Regions from separate parts of the Homo sapiens genome. Here region 1 is linked to region 2. A link is a loop called in an ENCODE intact Hi-C map of the cell type or tissue named here. Cell type or tissue: heart left ventricle. All regions are shown on one strand. Links, peaks and the distances in the headings refer to the core of each region. The heading gives the core; the rest is flanking DNA. Region 1 has its middle 62 kb from the start of MIR483. Region 2 has its middle 12 kb from the start of MIR483.

Region 1 (2,899 bases), core at 170-2,669, 50 kb before region 2:
AAAGATCCCCTTTCAGGGTCCTTCCAACGTCCTGATGAAGGATATTCCTTTCATCTGAAAACCAGCAAACACACGGGCCACCCAGACGATTCCTCCACTGTGTCTCCACTTGACCCCAGCCTGTCCTCTCCTTAACACACCCCAAGCTCAGCAGTGACCCCCTCAAGGCACTCCACCCAAGGTCCTGGCTCAGGACCCCCTTACCTGAATAATCGTTCACATCCGGCACCTCCCTGGGTCACTTTCTCTCCTTGAGCTATTGCCTACACCTTGCCCCAGGCGGCAGGACCCTCCTGGGTGTATCCCACCATCTGGGCGTTTTAGTCTGTGCTTCATTGCTCAGCGTCCTCATCTTCCTCTCTTTTCCATGCTGCGGGGCCTGGCTTGGTCCCTTTCCATCCACATTCGCAGACTTGGTGACCTCTCTGCTTATGACCACATGGACTGCCTCTGTGCCGACTCTCGTGCCCAGGCTCCATTGCAGACCCAGATAGTTGCGTGCAACCTTGAGGTTCCCATTCACTCTTGTCTGACAAGTTTTTCCATCAGAACCAGGCCAATGCCAGCTTCCCTCCTCCCTCCTGCTCCCACCTCATCTCCGCATCTGATTCCTGCACAGATGTCTGGGCACCAGGCTTGGCTCGTCTTTCTCCGACTCCCCAACCTCGCATCTGTTGGAGGCACCCAGAATCCTACCACCCTCAGAACTCCACATCCCCCACCCCAGTCCAAGCCACCATTTTGGCTCCTGGATTACAAAACCAATGTCCTCAGTGATCCTCCTGCTTTTGCCCTGGCCTCCTTCCAACCACTCTCCACACAGCGGCTGGGGGTGGAATGATCTTGTTACAACATAAGACAGACCCGTCCCTCTTCTGCTCAGAGCCCTGCATCAGCCCTGCCTCGCTCAGAGTAAAGTTTTAAGTGCTTGCAGTGCCTGACTAAGACCCACAGGTCTGGCCTGGAATCCCTCTAGCCACCTGGTTGCACATTTGTTCAGCCAACTCCAGCCTTCCTATTCCCCTTGCTGTTCCCTGACTGTACCCAATGAGGTCATGCCCCAGGGCCTTTGCACTTGCTGTCCATGCTGCCTGGGGCTGTGTTTTCTCGGGTCGCTGCAGAGCTTTTTCTCCCCTGACCTTGCATTAAATCAGGATTTGGTGAGTGAATGAAGACTCTGGCCTCGTTAGAAACGATTATCATTTCTCTGTCAGGAGGAGGATTAAAAAGCCAAAATTTGGGTTGTTGCGAGCTGAGTTCTCAGAGGAGAAGATGCTGAGATGGAGTCGGATGAGCACAAGGTGCGCTGGGAGGACACCTATGAAAATACAGACATGGCTGCAGGATGGGGCAGAGGCAGCCCCCAAGTCCCAGTGTCCCCTGCGAAGGGCTCTGCCAAGCTAAGGGACCACAGGAGCAAGGGTCGGGCATCAGGAGAGTGTCCCTTGGGTGGAAGTGGCTGGGCCCTTGTACCGCTGCCTGGCTAAGTCCTTGGCCAGGGGAACCCCAAGAACAGCCTGATGTTGGCACGAAAGCCGAGGTGGATTCTGGAGGCTCTGGACACTCGAGCATCAGTTGTCTTCACTCCTCGCAGTGGGCAGGGAGCCCTTTCTCCATGCAGCTCTGCATGACACCCCTGTGCTGCGTCATCCACTTCCCTACACATGATGCAAGAGCAGCTCACAGGGCCCTGGGAACAGGGCTCCTGGGACAAACCACAGCCCCCGCTCACTGGAGCTCCTCTGGGGCTGTGAGCAGCACTTACCATCTCCCTCTTCCTCCACCCAGTCTGCACTCCCCTCACCTCTCACCTGCATGGTCTGGCCCCAGCACAGGCCCTTCTTGGGCCAGGGCCACTTTACTTGTCCATTCATGGTCCACCTAGCCAAGGAGTACAAGGGGCACATGAACGGGTCCCCTGCAGTCTGCCCGTGTCTCTCCCAGGCCACACTGGGCTGCCGCAGCCCTGCCTCCTCCTGCCGGCCAGGGTCAGTTGACCCCAACGAGGTGCCATCTCCTCTTCTTGCTGGTCCTTGGACATAGGAATCCAAAGGGCCCAGGTGGCAGACAGACCTTGAAGTTCAAGGACACCCTCTCTGCACCCTTGCCAGGGTTCTCCTTCAGGCACAGGGGCCTCCAATGCCGCAGAGCCAGGCATTAAGGACACAGGAAACAGGAGGTCCCCATGGAGCACTGGGAATGATGGGAAGCGGGGCCACCCCGACAACCACCCCCGTTCTCAGCATCATATGCACGTCTCCTGTTGGGGACACAGGGCTGCATGAAGCTCCCTGGTGCATGCTGAGACTTGTCTCTGAGCTGGTGCTCCTGCTGCACCCCAGATGGGCATTCCAGCTTCCCAAGCCCTGGTACTGGGCTGTGGTCGGGCCTCCTCCGAGACAGGCCCCACTCATAGCTGCAGCTTCCCTGTTGCCCAGAGTATGGCCCAGGGCAATATTCCCTGGAGTGGGGCCACTGACTCCCCACATTCTCAAGAATCGGGGCCACTGACTCCCCACATTCCCAAGAGTGGGGGCCGCTGACTCTCCACATCCCCAAGAGTGGGGTCCACTTTCTCTCCACATCCCCAAGAATGGGGGCCACTGTCTCCACATCCCCAAGAGTGGGGGCCACTGACTCTCCACATTCCCAGGAGTGGGGGCCGCTGTCTCTCCACGTTCCATGGAGTGGGGTGCACTGTTTATTCCATTCCTGGGAGTAGGCGACACTGTCTCCCCACATTTCCAGGAGTAGGGGGCACTTTCTTTGAAAAGCAAAGAGGCCTAGCCAGCTTTGTGCCTCCTTTGTCACAGGGGAGACACGTGCAGCCATGTGTCTTTTATTTCGACGTGCAAACATGCCCCTGAACCTGGGCCTCTGAGAACTTTCCTGCAGGTCT
Region 2 (2,899 bases), core at 314-2,813:
GGGCCAGGGACCAGGCTGGGGCGTATCCTAGGCCCCGTCCTCGGCAGGAGAAAGGTGGGGGTGGGCACTGCTTGTCTTCTCCCCCACTACCTCCACCGACTCTGCAGAGAACCAATTTGCCTTATCAGAAATTCCCGAGAGTGGCTGGCTAAACCAAATAGCTAGGATTCCTGCTCAGAGGCACATCTGTTCCTGATAGACGGGAGGCCAGGGACGACAAGGCAGGGGAAGGGAAGCAGAGGTACTCGGCCAGACCTTCCCGAAGTGATGCTCCCAGCCAGGCGGGGGAGCCAGCCAGCCTGAGAGTGGGCAGACCTGGGTTGCCCCCAGGGCCTGAGGCAGGAGGAGCTCCCTGCTCCCCATACTCCCCCCAGCTGAGGAGCCAGGGTCTGCATTTGGTGGGGCTGGGGGCAGGGTGGAAATGACCCCATCCGTGCATGCGTGCGATGCTGCTGGGCCACACCGAGCTCCTCCCAGCTGGGGTGCCTCCCTGCGCCCGGCCCAGCACCACCCCTTCCACCCCACCCACCCCACCCGCTAGTGCACCTCCAAACCCTCTCAGGCTCCAGGAGTTCCCACACTTAGACCATCTCTCCAGAATTGATGGCTAGAGTGGCTCACTCTCCCCTTAAAAGCCCCTCCCCGCCTCCCAGAGCTCACTGAAGGTCAAGTTCAGCTTCTTGGCTCAGCACCGAGGCCCTTTGAGCTGCAGCCATCTCCCTCCATGTGTGCACACCTGTGCCTGCACATGCGGTTCCCTGTGCCTAGAACGCCCTTCCCACCCACGTCCTGCCAATGCCCACGCTCCTGTCCGACCCCGCGGGAGGAGCACCCCTGTCTGCATGGTCTTTCTCAGCCCCAGACCTCCAGGTGCCTTTGCCTCACCCCGCTCACACCACCAGGTCCCCTTGGCCCAGGAATTCCTTCTTCTGAAGCCCTGGCTCCCCAGCACCAGGAGCAGGCATAGCCAAGTGCGCGAACAAAGAATGAAGACTGGGAGGAGGCGATCAGGAGAGGGCAGTGGAGGAGGCTGGAAGGAGAGAGGGGCAATTCTGGCTCTCCGAGGACTCCGAGGAGGACTCCGAGGAGGCCTGGGGAAGGTGAAGGTTTGCACCACTTTTCTGTCCCCTGGGAGAGCCAGGCACGTGGGAACAGTCTGAAGATGGGGAGGGGCCTGTTCTTGCTTCCAGTCATGGCACCTTGGGGTCCCACCTGCCCCCTACCACTGGGCTCCAACATGTGCCTGCACCCCCCTCCCTCAATGCAGTCTGGGGCCACCCTCCTCCACACCCACCACCCCACTGACACCGCCACTCTGGGGCTGCAGGCTTTCAAGGGCAGAGGCATCCCCATCTCTGTGTGCTCCACGGCCGAGCTGAGTCAGGGGGTCTCAGGCTTTGGACAATCAAGGAGGGAGGAGGCGAGAGGATGGAGTGCAGTAGAGGGGGTGGGTAGGTAATAGGTCCTGTCACCCTGAGGGTCTAAGCACCTGTCTATGTGAAGGGGGTACTGAAAGGCAGACTTGGAGAGGGGTTCCCTGGAGGGAGCGGCTGCAGGCGGCCGCTCTCCTGCCATCCTTCCCTGTGTAGCCTGTGCAGGCAGCATGGAGTCCCCACTCCAACTCCCAGATGGACATGCACCCCGGTACCCCCAACCCCCAAGACACATCTCATTCAGCCATCCCCCAGAGGAAGCAAGCCCCACCCTCGCTCCAGGTCTGTGGTGCGGTCCCCTCTCCCCGGCCTCAGCAGCCCCTTCCACCGAGGAGGAGCCCAGCACGGAGGGCACGGCACTGGGGAGAGGGCCGGGCTGGCGGCCGGAATGTGCCGCGGCCAGTGTAAACAGATCATTTCTGTCTGCCTTGGGGGGAGGGCTGGGAGCGGGGAGGGAGTTGTCTTGGGCTTTGTTATGTTCTGAAAAAAAAAGGCAAAAAATTTGGGTCACAAACCACAAACTGTTTTGCTTTCGGCATGACTGGCATAAACAGGCATTTTCTCTTTGGTTTCAGGCCGGCTGAGGCCTGGGCTGGCTGGGGCTGGGAGCCGGGGGACAGGCTGGAGACTACACTCTGAGCCTGGGGCTGCAGCCCCGGCCTGGGCCAGAGGGGAGTGGGCAGGGCCAGGGGCCCAGCTGAGAAGGTGGAGACCAGGCTTGAGGGGTGGGGCTGTCAGCCTGTGGGTGCCAGCCCTGGCCTGGCCGCACCTGTGTGGGAGCTGGGAAGAGCGGGGACCCTGGGGGCCAGACCCAGAGGGACAGGTTCCTCCAGGATGAGGCCTGCTGAGCGGGCCGGTGGGCAACCTCAGCAAGGATGCCTGGCAGCTGGGTCTCCCCGGCAAGCTAACCCGGGGGGCAGGGGGCAAGCTAACCTGGGGGGCAGGGGGCAGGGGCCAAGCTAACCCAGGGGCAGGGGCCAAGCTAACCCGGGGGGCAGGGGCCAAGCTAACCCAGGGGCAGGGGCCAATCTAACCCGGGGGGCAGGGGACAAGCTAACCCGGGGGGCAGGGGACAAGCTAACCCAGGGGCAGGGGGCAAGCTAACCCAGGGGTAGGGGGCAAGGGGGAAGCTAACACAGGGGCAGGGGACAAGCTAACCCGGGGAGCAGGGAGTTAGCCATTGGTGGGGTGCCAGAGTCCCTCGAGGCACCCTCCAGGGCCTTCTGTCTGACCCCTCTGGTCTGGGAGCCCCAGACAGAGCCCCAGGGATCCTGGAGAGGACTTGCCAGCAGGCGTCTTGGGACCATGGTTAGCAGTGTCTCTGGCGGATGGTGGGGGGCTCAATGCCAGAACAAACAGGAAGGGAGACCAGGGAGGCCAGACTCCTGGGGGTCAGGATGGCACAGTACAGCAGAGGGCGTGCGTGAGTTACCAGGACAAGGGTGATACCAGAGGGCCTGGGCAAG

The links. A loop is a pair of places that touch in the nucleus more often than their neighbours do. Peaks named below come from ENCODE experiments on the same cell type or tissue, not always from the same donor. Only the 100,000 strongest peaks of a DNase experiment are listed, where the experiment ranks them.
Region 1: a loop joins it to region 2, with 2.0 times the contacts of the local background. A loop is called at or near these places in 7 of 110 quality-filtered maps.

The regions. Positions count from the first base shown.
Region 1 is chr11:2,071,114-2,074,012 of GRCh38, forward strand. No RefSeq gene overlaps it. Among named protein-coding and RNA genes, the nearest start is that of MIR483, 62 kb to the right of the region's middle. In heart left ventricle, for the core only: no CTCF peak of the experiment used is centred there; a DNase peak (open chromatin) is centred at 1,649; H3K27me3 peaks cover 145 bases.
Region 2 is chr11:2,120,636-2,123,534 of GRCh38, forward strand. No RefSeq gene overlaps it. Among named protein-coding and RNA genes, the nearest start is that of MIR483, 12 kb to the right of the region's middle. In heart left ventricle, for the core only: no CTCF peak of the experiment used is centred there; no DNase peak of the experiment used is centred there; H3K27me3 peaks cover 1,030 bases.